Regions from separate parts of the Homo sapiens genome. Here region 1 is linked to region 2. The links are chromatin contacts, found by Hi-C or POLR2A ChIA-PET in ENCODE. All regions are on one chromosome and are shown on one strand. Each heading gives the region's core, a stretch centred on a gene start or an enhancer-like site at or near the end of the contact. The rest is flanking DNA. Distances are from core to core; before and after follow the strand shown.

Region 1 (6,822 bases), core at 2,767-5,266, 630 kb after region 2:
TATTATTCTTAAAAGAATTTGAGGTTTTCATGGAGGTAGAGAGTAAAATAGTAATTACCAGAAGCTGGGAAGTGAAGGGAGGTAGGAGATAAAGAGAAGTTGGTTAATGGTTATAAAAATACAAATACAGTTAGATCAAAGGAATAAGTTCTAATATTTGATAATACAGTAGAAAAGTTCTAATTAACAATAATTTGTTGGATAGTTCAAAATAGCTAGAAAAAAAATTTGTAATGTTCCCAACACAAAGAAGAGATAAATGGCTGGGTAATGGATAGCCTAATGATCCTAATTTGATCACTACACATGTATCATGGTATACATGTATTACGTATATGCCCAAAATATGTACAACTACAATGTATCAATTTAAGAAACCCAAAAGTTTGAATTCTGGCTCATTTAGTTTCCACAAACTGGTTCTTCTAATGTGTTAAAAAAACAAAACAAACAAACAAAAAGAATAGAGGCTCCAAGAGCCTCAGCACAGAGAGGAAGAGCTCTTCAGATGGTGAAAGAGCTGTCTGGGAAGGCTCCAGGAAAATCATAACTCCTTGGTCTCCCAGTGGCTGAAATTCAAGACAGTTCTCCAGTTTCCTTGATCCCTGCACTGTTTCTCTCTCTCTCTCTCTCTCTCTCTCTCTCTCTCTCTCTCACACACACACACACATATGCACACACACACACACATTTGTTTACCTTGTTAACTGATCTAAATGCCTTCTAAAGGATCCTTATTCAAGAATGAGGAGTAAATGGTTCAAAGACCTTCTCTATTCTTTAAGGTCTGAATTCTAGGAAAGTTAATAATTTTATCTTGTTCTTCCAACAGCCTCTTTATCTGTTCTGGTCACTTTGCTCCTTGTTCAAAGGAGTCAGGTGCCCAGAGGGCTGCTAAAGGGAAGATACAGACCTATGGCCAATGAGTGGGAAGAAGGACGTAGCAGCTCAGAGGACTCAGGCGCTTCTTTTCTTGGAGAGCTGGACCTCAGCAGGGGTCTGCCCTGGGCCCCAGAGAGCAGTTATAATTCGTTCGGGCCAACGACAAGGGGATGATTTATTCCCTGGTGCAGTGGGATGGGCTTTACAGGCATAAAACAGGAACAATAGCACCGTGTAATAAACCCAGCATGTCCTTGCCAGAGAGGAAAGAAAACTGAGTGACTCAGACATTAAACTGTCAGATTGTGACCGGAGACAGGTCAGGTGAAGAGAGCTCTTGCATAGGGCCAGGTTCCCGGATTCTGGGGCAGGCTTGAGCCGCCTACTGGTGAAGGACAAATAGGACAGTCAGCCCCAGAAAGACATGGGGAGAGGGCCAGCGAGCCAATGCGCAGCTTTTAATAGCAACGTTCAAAGTGTTGACTTTTATTTTATTTAGCAAATGTGGAACATAATGTCTCTGTGTTGCACTTGGTAGGAAAAGTAACAATTGTTTCCAGGGTTTTCCATAAACTTATCTATTTTGATCATTTGGCTCTAGAAGCCTCAGAAGCACCCCGAGGCAGAAGGAGAGGCAGACAGAAAATACAGACAATGGGAAACGTCTAAGAAGCGATATGCCCAGGAGGGTACAGGAAAGAGCAGAGTATTGAGATCTTTAGAAATCATTGTTAGTGCTTCTCCTAGGTAAAAGTTGAGCAGATTTTTGAAATAATTAAAAATCAACATTTAAACTACAGAAATGCTTTTCCTTTTCTTTTTTTTCCCAAGGAGTTTCTTTTAATATTCTTCAGGGAAGACTTCTCCATCTCCTGAGACTGAATTAGATAAGCCTATTATGCAAACTCATTGCCTCCTGTACATTCCCTTCAAAGCTCTTCTCATAATTTTTAATCATACATCTATATGTTTCCTCACGTTTTTAATATCTATCCCCCCACTAGACTATAAATTCTGGGAGTGCATAGCCAGGTTGCCTTTTCTTCCCTGCCCGATTTTCAGGACCTGGCACTTGCCTGGGCTATCACTGAAACTGAAAGGGATCAATGATAATGATGAACTGTAAGGTGGATAGGGAGGAAGAGGAGGACATGAGGGGTAAAAAAGGACCTATAGATTGAAGGTCCAAGTGAGGATGAAGGATGGTTACAGCCTGGGCTTTAGGAGGTTGGCAGGAGGTGATGGGGGTGGGGCATGGAACTGAGATTTTAGAAGGAGGTGTACCTATTTGTGATGACACAATCTAGACAGAGGCATCTCATGGGAGTTGGAAACTGAAGCACGGTAGAGAAATTCATCATGGGAGGGAGGAGCTGAAAACCTGAGGTCAGTTGTTGGCTGCATCTTCTCCACAGATGTTGATATTAACAGAATTATTGCTAATGTCAGGAGTGGTGTGGAGAGCTTAAGCCCTCAGTGAATGATGAGGAGAAACAGAGATCAGTGGATGACAACAAGGTTAGGTAGCAGGTGACATATGTTTTCTCCATCCATTTTTCCCAACAAATATTTACTAAGTGCATACTATATATGAAGCCCAATGCATGCTATGAGTGCTACAAGTAAGAGCAGAATATTGTCCCTCTTCCAAGGAGCTTGTGATATACTACCTATAAATGTATGTAACATTGGATGGGCACAGTGGCTCATGCCTGTAATCCGAGCACTTTGGGAGGGTGAGGCAGGCAGATTTCTTGAGGCCAGAAGTTCAAGACCAGCTTGGCCAATATGGCAAAACCCTACCTCTACTAAAAATACAAAAATTAGCTCGGCATGGTGGCACATGCCTGTAATCTCAGCTTCTTGGGGGAGGCTGAGGCACAAGAATTACTTGAACCCGGAGGTGAAGTTTGCAGTGAGCCAAGAACAGGCCACTGCATTCCAGCCTGGGAAACACAGTGAGACTCCATCTCCAAAAACACACAAACAAAAAGAGTCTGCAACTTGAGAAAGAAGTCTGAACTGGAAATATGGATTCCAACACCTTCGGGTTATAGATGAAGATTGAATTCATGGGACTGGGGGAGGAATTGATAACCAAGGAAAGGTGTGTAAAGTAAGAAGGAAAGGGAGTCCAGGAAAGCGTTCTACCATCCCAAAATATAAGGGGCAGGCAAAGGAAAATGAACCAGCAGAGATGACTTGGAAGGAACTATCCAAGGGATGTGCTGTAAACAAAAATGGAGCATCATCACAGAGGGCAAGAGGGAGGCAGAAGTGCACGGAAGCAGCTGGGTGGAGGAGGGAGAGTGTCCACCTTCCACCTCATGCCCTTAGGAGAACAAATAGGTAACTCAAAGGAGGAACAAAGCCAGGAGGCACCCAAAAGGGAGGACAAGCTTCTAGTTAACACAAGAAGATGAAAACAGTAGATAGTGAAGATGTCGAGAAGAAAGGGGGGCAGTTACTCTAGAATGTGGGGTTCTAGGAGGCAGGGTGGAAACATTTTGAAAAAAAAGAATGGAATATGAGGAGACAAGGGCCCAGAAGAGGATGGTGATGCAGGCACTTGAGCTTGGAGGTTCAGCCAAGGTTGACGGGGATATGGGTGGGAATAGGTAGTGTCAAGTCTCAAAATAAAATGCTGCCAAAAGTCATTTCAGTGCTGGTGTAGACTGGTGATCTATAAATCAGATAATATCACTCCCCTGATACAACTCTCCAATGGCTTCCCATTGTCCCTGGAATAAACTGCAGCTCCTTACTCTGGCCTTCAAGACCTCACATGGTCTGGTCCCTGACCTCCTGTCTAACTCTGTCCCCAGGCTCTCGTCCCCCATGCCACATAGAAGTACACAGCATTCTTTCTAAACCTGGAAAATCCCGAGCTTGCTCCCACCTCAGGGCTTTGTCATTAGCTTCTCCTTCTGTCTGTGATCTTTTTCTCTCCCATGGCTGGCTCCTTCAATTCATTCAAATGTCACCTCTCCAGAGAGGCCCTTCTTCTCGTGCCTCCGTAAGTCACCCTCTTTCCCTTTACCCCACTTTCTTTCCTTCATAGCATTTATTATGCTCTGACATGCTCTCACTTATGTAAGCCCTGTTTCTTTCCAGCAGAGTGTAAGATCCAAGAGGTCATGGGCCTTTTTCTTTCTTTGTTTGCCATGTTATCTCCAACATCTGGAACAGAGTCTGGCACAAAGTAGGTGTCCCATAAGTATTTACCAACTAAATAACAGACTGCATAAATGAATATTTAAAGTTTGGACCTCCTCTGTAGGCTCTGAATAGAGCCAGGGTGATATGGTTTGGCTGTGTCCCCACCCAAATTTCATCTTGAACGGTAGCTCCCATAATCACCAAATGTTGCAGGAGGGACCTTGTGGGAGGTAATTGAATCATGGGGGCAAGTTTTTCCCTGCTGTTACCATGATAGTGAATAAGTCTCACAAGATCTGATGGTTTTATAAAGGGCAGTTCCTCTGTACATGCTCTCTTGCCTGCCACCATGTAAGATGTCACTTTGTTCCTCATTCACCTTCTGCCATGATTGTGAGGCCTCTCCAGCCATATGGAACTGTGAGTCCATTAAACCCCTTTTTCTTTATAAATTGCCTAGTCCTGGGTATTTCTTCATAGCAGTATGAAAATGGACTAATACACATGGTCAGATTCCTTTGAGCCTTTAAGAATAAACAACTTGATATATTTTGAAATGAGAAGTCACTCGAGGTTCTTCAAACAAGACATTTTTCCTGGATGTAAATTATTCTCAATATTATACAGCATTTCCAGAAGACCAAACTTAGTTTATGAAAGAGAGTATATTAAAAGGTAGTGTCCCAAACAACAAATTTATTTAAATAAAATATTGCAAACAATGGCCCACCTATAAGTAGGTTTCCATATAAGCTATTGCACAAAACAAAAAGACATCTGCTCTTACCCCAGATATTTTTTGGGTGTTTTAATGTTAAGTGAAAATTTTATAGTGCCACATTCTCAGGCCCTACTGAGGCACTACCTCTGAGGTTTAATGAGATGACTCTGTATTTGGCAAAGATCATCACAGTCCATATTCTGACTGTTTTTGTTATAACACTGTATTTCCTAAAATAGAAAATTTAGGGGAGTACAGTAGGGTAAGAGATCCTGGGCAGCTTTTCTTAGAAAACCAAGAATGTAGAAGAGATAGAGCCATGTACCAGACAGGGGACGTTCACATTTTCCAAATTGTGTTCCAAAGAAGGCTAGTGTCCCTTAACTAGAAAAAAAACAACAAATGCTGGGTGGGTGTGGAAGAGGGTGTATTCTGTCAAAATAAATCTGGTCATGTAGGCATTAAATTAACTTAAACAGGCTTTTTTACTGCAGGGCTTCCGTGAATTTGGAGATTTTTCTGAGCTGGGAGGTGACCAAACATATCTACTTCTTTGATCTCAACACTTCCTGAAAAACAGATACTAACGTGGGTCATGATGTCAATGGTAGTTGTATGATTCTTTGATTATAAACTTGGCTTTGATATATTAGAGCATCAGGGCTGAGTAGTGGGGTTGTGGAAGTGGTAAAAGATGAGTCAATACACACAGAGAAGAGAAAGTGAAGAGCAAAAACACAGCTTTGATGATCTGTTACCCTGAGGGCACAGGCTGCAATACTTGAGGTGGAAATGTGGGAAGTGTTGGGATTTTAGGCAGAATTCATGCTAGCTAAGCCAACCCACTTAGATAAGAATTTCCTTACCTAAGCTCTGGAGTTTTTGTGGTTTTTTTTCATTCTATTTGGTTTAAAGTTTGTTACTGCTTATACTGTTGACTAGCATAAATTTAGGTAGAAAAGATCCTCTTAGGTGTGTTGGCTCACTCCTGTAATCCCAGTGCTTTGGAAGGTTGAGGCAGGAGGATCACTTGAGCCCAGGAGTCTGAGGTTGCAGTGAGCTATAATCACACCACTGCACTTCAGCCTGGGTGACAAAGTGAGACCCTGTCTCTTAATAATAATAATAATAATACTTAGAATGATAAAATAAATTTTAAAAAAGATCCTCTCTTTCCTTTTATGCACTTCTAGAACCAAGATTTTCAGAGAGGCAAGGCTAAGCACCAGCCAGGTATTATAAAATATAAGTAACAGCATATATATAAAATATGACTTGTTTATTTTTTTTAACTAAAGGCTATAGTTTATTTAGCTTTGCTTAGTTTTTTCTTCGTATCCTTTCTCTGTTCCAGAATATCATCTAAGTTACCACATTACATGAAATAGTCATGTCTTCTTGGGCTTTTCTTGGCTATACTTTTCTCTGGCATTGTTTTTGATTACCTCAATAGTATTGAGTAATCTTCAAATGTTTTATAGAATATTACTCCATTAGCATGTGCCTGATGTTTTTCTCATAATTAGACTGATTTCATGGGTGTTTGAGAAGAACATCAAGCATGTAAACTGAGTTTTCTTTTCTTTTCTTACCTTAATGCACTAACTAGATACTCCAGCATAGTATTGACTAGGAGAAGTAAGAGAAGACATTATCGCACTATTGCTGATATTAGGAGAAATACATCCAGTTGCTCACCATAGGTATGATGGTAGCTATAGGGTATTTTATCAAGTTGAACAAGGTCCCCCTGGCCCTAGATTTCTGAGAGACTTTTTTTAAATTTTTGTTTGTTTTTTTAATCATAAATGGGTGCTAAATTTTGTCAGTGCTTTTCCTGTATATATTGATATGATCTTATGATTTCTGTTTCAGTTTGTTAATGTGCCAAATTCCATTGATTGATTAACTAATATTGGACCTGCCATGCATACTTTCATACCTGGAATAAAGCTCAATTAGCTGTGCAATATTGTTAAGTAAATTGTTGGGTTCCATTTGCTAATAGTGTGTTGAGAAATTTCGCAACTATGTTCATAAGAGTTACTAGTGTGTAGTTT
Region 2 (7,529 bases), core at 1,656-4,155:
GATATTGTTATGTTTATCATTGTGGAACATGCACCTGTTCCACAAATACAAACCACTAGTTGGCTTGTATTCAGCTAAAAAAATAAATATTCTGTATTATACTTTGGGAGCAATTTAAGTAATTTTTTCAATGTGATTTTTAGTCTTATATACTGACTTTAGAACTTAAAGTCCTCCCCACTCCAGTAATACTCAACCCCACTGTATATACAGTTCATTGTGATGCCCTTTCATGTTTAGTCTGTTGTACTCACATATTCCATTTAGTCTGTTGAATAATTACAAACAGTAAAATCCTAATGATGTTTTATAAAGCCTGTCACTTTGATACAAAGATACTCAATTCACCTGGAATTTATTGAGCATGTATGTGTGCAGCTCTGAAGAACTGGCATGGAATAAAAGGCAGTGGCTGGGTGTGTTGGCTCACGCCTGTAATCTCAACACTTTGAGAGGCCGAGGTGGGAGGATTGCTTGAGTTCAGTTCAAGACCAGCCTGGGCAATATAGTGAGACCCCATCTCTACAAAAATTTTTAAAACTTAGCCTGGTGTGGTGGCACACACCTGTGGTCCCAGCTACTCAGGAGGCTGAGGTGGGAGAATCACTTGAGTCCAGAGTCTGAGGCTGCAGTGAGCTATGATCATGCCGCTGTACTCCGGCCTGGGTGACAGAGTGAGACTCTTGTCTCAAAAAAATAAAAATAATAACGTAGATGACAGGATTCAGGTCCTAGTTCTAACTCAGTGTTTGGCCATTACATGATTTGGGGCAAGTCCCTATTCTCTAGGCCTTGACTTTTTAGATACCACAATTTCTATGGTCCTTGATAAAATGACAAGGTCTTTGCTCTGCATTTATAATTTAAAGGCATTCAAAATTATATAATTACATCTTAGAGTAAAACAGCCCAAACAAAGTGTATTTTACAACAGATCAGGAAGAGTTAATGAGGTTAATATTAAGGTCCTTATACCCATTCAAAAAGCTTTGTACTTAAGAATATGGAAAAATATATGCACTGCCAATGACAATTGTAGGTTCAGATCTAACTAAAGTAATATGTAAAACATTACATTTTCTTGCCTTTTCATATTTAGAACTTAATGACTTGGGGTCATGAGAAACCTCAAAGTTATTCTGTAACAGAATGAACCTCTGGGGCAAATGAAGTCTGTACGGTTTAAGTCCTACACCATGATGGCCCTAAACTGAGCTTTCTTACTGTAAATCTAGTTTTTATACCTTTTTTGGCCTCATTTCTTGCTGACAGATTGTCACTTTTTGGTAAGTTAAGTGGGCTTGGAAACCAGATAACTGCATTTGTAAAACTTCCATGTTAAAAACGAATACACAGAAAAGGAACAAACTGTTGTACACACACCCGGGATTGATCTCAGGGGAATTATGCTCAGTAAAAAAATCCAATCTCAAAAGATTACATTGTATAATTCCATTTATATAACATTGAGATGATAAAAATCATAGAGAATTATTAGTGGTTGCCACAGGTTAGTGTGGGAGGTGGCTATGGCTATCAAAGGACAGCATGAGAATCCTTGTGATAGAACTGTTCTGTCTCGACTGTGTTGGTGATTACACACATATAAGCATGATAAAATTGTCTACAAGTGAATATAAAAACGAGTACATGTAAAACTAGTGAAGTCTGAACAAGGCTGGGTGAATTATGTCTGTCAATTTCCTGAAATTGATATTGTACTATAACTATGCAAGATGTTACCATTGGGAGAAACTAGGTAAAGAGTATATGGGATCTCTGTATTCATGTCACTCTACCATTAAGATTAAATATTAAAAAAAATGAATGCACAGAATCAGAGAGGCACTCTTAAAGTGCTGTCAACACATGGCCTTTGAATACAATTTTGGGTGCTCAAAGAATTTGTAGATTGCTTGATGGTTCTAAAAAGAGAAAGCTCAAAAGAGCTAGATCCTACATAAATGAGGTACTATTGGTGTTCCATCTTCCTGAGATGAACCTGTTAACTAGGGCAGTTGCCGTCAGATCTGTTTTTATTCGCAGTATTTTGCTTAAGCTTTAAGATATTTTGTTATTAATAATTGGCCATAAAACCCTTTTGTGGGCAGAGGGAGGTGTAGGGGCGGGGCGTGCTATGGAACTTCAAATGGGCAAAACCGAAAGTACTATGGCTGATTGCAGCTGTAACAGGTCTTTGGAGATACGTAAAATCCTTTAAAACAGTGACTGTCTCCCTTTATGCATAAAAATTTTTTCTAATCTACTGGGTGCTCAGAAAGGATCACGGAAAGAGGCCATTATTAAATAAAAAGCAGAAATTATACCAATGTGACTTTGGATTTTCAAATAACTCCAGCCCTACCTGCAGAGAGGCAGATTCAAACTACTAGCGATGTTAAGAACTGAAATGGATTTTAATCTAGTGATAATTAATAAAATAACTGAATTACCTTCCCAATAGTATTAGTTACTTTCCCAGTTTATTAGGGTGTGGACAAGAAAAAGGATTACTGGGTTTCCACTTTCTAGTCCAGAGCTCTTTTTCACGGGAACAGAGCCCTGTAAAAGTTTCCCTCTCTCCAAGCACTTTCTCCCCTTGACTGTTCCTGAAGAAGGAACGATTTCCAGTTAGCGTTTAAATTAGCATAGTGCTTAACTCAGAGCTTGGCTTGCAGGGAAAACTAGAAAATACGTGGTTTCATTGCTCTGCGGCCTAATCAAACCCTGGACAAGAGAAGAGGAAGAAAATAGGATATACTTGCAGCGCGCAAGCGCTGCACAAAGAAAGCATGTCCTCTCTGAGTCGCCGTAGGTGCTAGGTGGCTGTGGCTTCGGTCGTTACCCCACCCCCTTCCACGTCAGCCAAGGACTCTGGAGCCGCCGCCGCCGCTGCTGCGGTTCATAGCCGGAGTAGACGGAGCCGCAGTAGACGGATCCGCGGCTGCACCAAACCACTGCCCCTCGGAGCCTGGTAGTGGGCCACAAGCCCCCAGTCCCAGAGGCGTGGTGGGTCGGGCAGAGTCGGAAGAACTGGCTTTCTAGCTGGAAGATGCGGAAGGGGAGCGACTAGGCCGCTTGCGTCTGGGCCTGGCAGAAGGGACCGGGTGGGGGTACGGGTGGGGGTGCGGGTCGGGGTGGGGGCGGAGGGCTAGGAAGCTCCGGGTCGGACGCTCCATCCCGTCCTTTGTATTGGCCGGGGGTCTTTTCCCTCCCAAGACCCCTAGGCGTACCCTTTCAGGCCTAGGGCTGCTTTGCTGGAGGAAGGGGAGGAGGAAGCGGGTGGGGCGAGGTGGGGGTGCAGCGCGTTGATTAAGGGACCCGCGGACATAGAGTCGGAACCCACCAAGGACCGCGATAAAGCGCTTTAGGGTTTTGGCAGAGTATTCAGGCACAAGGTCTCTTAACTTGAGCATGCAGATTGTGTGTTGTGTAAAAACCATACGGTCCATAACATTGTGGGGTGTGGCTGGGGGGACTGTCACTGTTCTGTGGGCCTTCATTCGGCTATACAGCATTCTCAAACACTGGACCGGGATGCGATGAGGGAGTGATAGATAATATACCTTATGCCAGAGCTGATAATGTGGTTTTTACTAGAATTTATTTTTATGGGAACACGATATAGATTGACCTGCCCTTTCTAATACTTTAAAAGGTCACTATAGGTACTTGTTTGTGGGTTTTTTTTTTTTAATTTGTAATGATATGTCTGTGTTTATTTTTCTAGATTTTCTGGCATCCTTAAATCTTGTGTCAAGGATTGGTTATAATATAACCAGAAACCATGACGGCGGCTGAGAACGTATGCTACACGTTAATTAACGTGCCAATGGATTCAGAACCACCATCTGAAATTAGCTTAAAAAATGATCTAGGTAAACTTCGATATTATTTTGAGAATGAAATGAAAAAAGAAAAAACAAAAATAAAAAACTCATATTTCATATTCCTTTATAATTAGAAATGCTTAATTTTTGTCTAAAGTTTTTCTAGGATCTCTTCGATAGACCTTTTATTAAAAATGCGAACTTCTTTAAATATTGGTTGTTTGAAATAGAACATCTCAGTTTATCTTAGTAAACCTAAAGAAATTGTAATAGTTTAGATATTCCTCAAAATGTCATAATTTTTGTAGACTTCAATATATTAATGTGGCTGATTATTTTCTCTAGGCAACAGGTTGAGGATGTGTATTGGAATATCTTAATTCCATCGTGCACTTAACTTCATGTTACTTAGCTTGTAAAACCAAAAGAACTTTGTTCTTTGGATTACCCACCCAAACAATTAGGTGAACACTGGAATAAACATGTATTTTCCAGAAAAGTTTACCTTTTCATTTTTTATGCATTTTTGCAAATAAGAAAACAACTATATTTCTGAACTTTTTGTAATGTTTAATTTTTGGGGGTACACAGTAGATGTATATATTTATGGGGTACATGAAATGCTTTGATACAGGCATGCAATACATAATTATCACATGGAAAAATGGAGTATCCATCCCTTCAAGCATTTGTCTTCTGTGTGACAATCCAGTTACACTTTCAGTTATTTTTAAATGTCCAATTAAATTATTATTGACTGTAGTTACCCTGTGTGCTATCAAATATCGGGTCTAACTCATTTTTTCTGTACCCATTAACCATCTCCACTTCCCTACCACTACCCTTCCCACCTCTGATAACCATCCTTTTACTCTGTCTCCGTGAGTTTGTTTTGATTTTTAGCTTCCACAAATAAGTGAGAACATGTGAAGTTTGTCTTTCTATGCCTGACTTATTTCATGTAACATAATGACCTCCAGTTCCATCCATATTTTTGCAAATGACAAGATCTCATTCTTTTTTTATGGCTGAATAGTACTCCATTGTGTATATGTACCACATTTTCTTTATACATTTATCTGTTGGTGGACACTTAGGTTGCTTTCAAGTTTTGACTGTTGTAAACAGTGCTGCAACAAACATAGGAGTCCAGATATCTCTTTGATGTACTCATTTCCTTTCTTTTGGATATATACCCAGTAGTCGGATTGCTGAATCGTATGGTACCCCTGTTTTTAGTTTTTTGAGGACCCTCCAAACTGTTCTCCATAGTGGGTATACTAGTTTACATTCCCACCAACAGTGTACGAGGGTTCCCTTTTCTCCACATCCTCTCCAGCATTTGTTTTTGCTTGTCTTTTGGATAAAAGCCATTTTAACTGGGGTGAGATGATATCTCATTGTAGTTTTGATATGCATTTCTCTGATGATCAGTGATGTTGAGCACCTTTTCATATGCCTGTTTGCCAATTGTATGTCTTTGTGAAATGTCTGTTCAAATCTTTTGCCCATTTTTAAATCAGATTATGAGTTTTTTTTTTTCCTGTAGAGTTGTTTGAGCTCCTTACATATCTGGTTATTAATCCCTTGTGAGATAGGTAGTTAGCACATATTTTCTCCCATTCTGTGGGTTGTCTCATCACGTATGTCGATTGTTTCCTTTGCTGTGCGGAAGCTTTTTAACTTGATGTGATCCCATTTGTCCGTTTTTGCTTTGGTTGCCTGTGCCTGTGGGGTATTATTCAAGAAATTTTTGGCCAGACCAGCGTCCTGGAGATTTTTCCCAATATTTTCTTGTAGTAGTTTCATAGTTTAAAGTCTTAGATTTAAGCCTTTAATCCATTTTGATTTTATTTTTGTGTAAGTTGAGAGATGGGGGACAAGTTTCATTCTTCTGCACATAGTTTTCCAAGCACCATTTATTGAAGGGACTGTCTTTTCTCCAATGTATGTTCTTGGCACCTTTGTCAAAATGAGTTCACTGTAGGTGTATGGATTTGTTTCTTGGTTCTGTTATTTTCCATGGGTCTTTATGTCTGTTTTTATGCCAGTACCATGCTGTTTTGGTTACTGTAGCTATGTAGGATAATTTGATGTCAAGTAATGTGATTCCTTCAGTTTTGTTCTTTTTGCTTAGGATAGCTTTGGCTATTCTGGGTCTTTTGTGGTTCCATATAAATTTTAGGATTTTTTTTTTTTTTCTGTGAAGAATGTCATTGGTATTTTGATGGGAATTGCATTGACTCTAGATTGCTTTGGGTGGTATGGACATTTTAACAATACTGATTCTTCTAATCCATGATCATGGAATATCTTTCCATTTGTTGATGTTCTCTTCAATTTCTTTCATCAGTATTTATAGTTTTCATTGTAGAAATCTTTCATTTATTTGGTTAAATTAATTCCTAGGTATCTAATTTTATCTGTGGGTATTGTAAATGGGATTAGATTACTTCTTCAATTTCTTTTTCAGATTGTTCACTGTTGTCATATAGAAATGCTACTGATTTTTGTATGTTGATTTTGTGTCCTGGAACTTTACTAAATTTATCATATTTCTGAATTTTAAAAATGTATACCGTGTCTCCTTTTTGTGAGTGATTCTGTCAAGAAAAAAAAAATTTATAATTAATATGCTTTCCAAAGTAATGATTCTTGTTTAATTGAACTGCTAAAAATAAATACAACTTAAACTGATAAATATTGTTTAAACAGAGCAGAGTGAAAATTATGCTTCAAATATAGAAAGGATCTTTTAGAAGATAGTTTGCAGTTTGAAAAGAAACTTAATATTTTACTTGCCTATTCCCACTTCTTAATCAGCAGTAATGGAATACCTCCTGATTCTAGGTTACTTAATACTAGGTTTCTATTGAGGTCTATTTTTAGAGAAGGGAAAAGAAACCCAGTTTTATGATATTTAAAATGATACCATTATATACATAAGCCACATATATTTCCCTTTTTTCATGTTCATGTAGGATAGTTGAATGCAAAATAGTGAATACATTCATTAGTGTTTTTCCTCATAATTTAAAAATTTTCATTGTTAGATCCTCAGGATACCTAAGGTTATAGCTAGGAAGGTAAAGAATAAAATCTGCCCTTAGTTGGAACAATGCCCTAGTCTTAATTGAAGCTGCCTTAGCTACCTTCCTCCAACCAATAAATAAATACATACTCTCCAGTTTAATGTATATTTTTGCCATTAAGAAGAGTTGAGACTGGGCATGGTGGCTCATGCCTGTAATCCCAGCACTTTGGGAAGCTGAGGCAGGTGGATCACTTGACTTCAGGAGTTCGAGACCAGCGTGGCCAACATGGCGAAACCCCATCTCTAGTAAAAATACAAAAATTTTAAGTGGCTATTAAATGAAGAGTTCTGTGGGCCAGATGAACCACCGCATCTGACGCTCAGAACTCTGTTTCATAGCCGCTTAGCTCTAATCATTAGAAATGTATTTCTCATATTTAGGCCCAAATCTGGTTCCCGGTAACTACTACCCATTAGTTGTAGTTCTTTTCCTCATAATGGCCCTAAGGTTATTGAAGACTTGTAATCATTCTTTGTTCTCCCCTTCCCAAGATAATTCATTTATTTTGATGATCTAAACAGTTGTAGTACAGTGTGCTACTACATACTTCTCTGCCTTTGAGTTTTGGATCCAGAAGATTTTTAGTACTATAAATTCTTCAGTA

Evidence for each region. Hi-C counts contacts between places; a loop is a spot of excess contacts on that map. ChIA-PET counts read pairs that join two places held with the same protein, here RNA polymerase II (POLR2A). Pooled maps may share reads with other maps.
Region 1: a loop to region 2 is called in a pooled map, with 4 times the contacts of the local background. The contact joins the promoter of LINC02545 here to the promoter of COPB1 in region 2. A Hi-C loop is called at or near these places in 4 of 50 pooled maps. POLR2A ChIA-PET finds 5 or more read pairs at or near these places in 2 of 52 experiments (CD4-positive, alpha-beta T cell and CD8-positive, alpha-beta memory T cell).

What each region holds. Positions count from the first base shown.
Region 1 is chr11:13,867,810-13,874,631 of GRCh38, reverse strand. LINC02545 (long intergenic non-protein coding RNA 2545) reads left to right here and starts at 4,016. Exons shown (of 4, transcript NR_149109.1): 1 at 4,016-4,084; 2 at 5,242-5,293; 3 at 5,956-5,995.
Region 2 is chr11:14,495,187-14,502,715 of GRCh38, reverse strand. It overlaps COPB1 (coat protein complex I subunit beta 1), which reads left to right and starts at 2,905. Exons shown (of 22, transcript NM_001144061.2): 1 at 2,905-3,009; 2 at 3,731-3,878. The coding sequence starts at 3,788. RefSeq lists an enhancer at 2,684-2,783.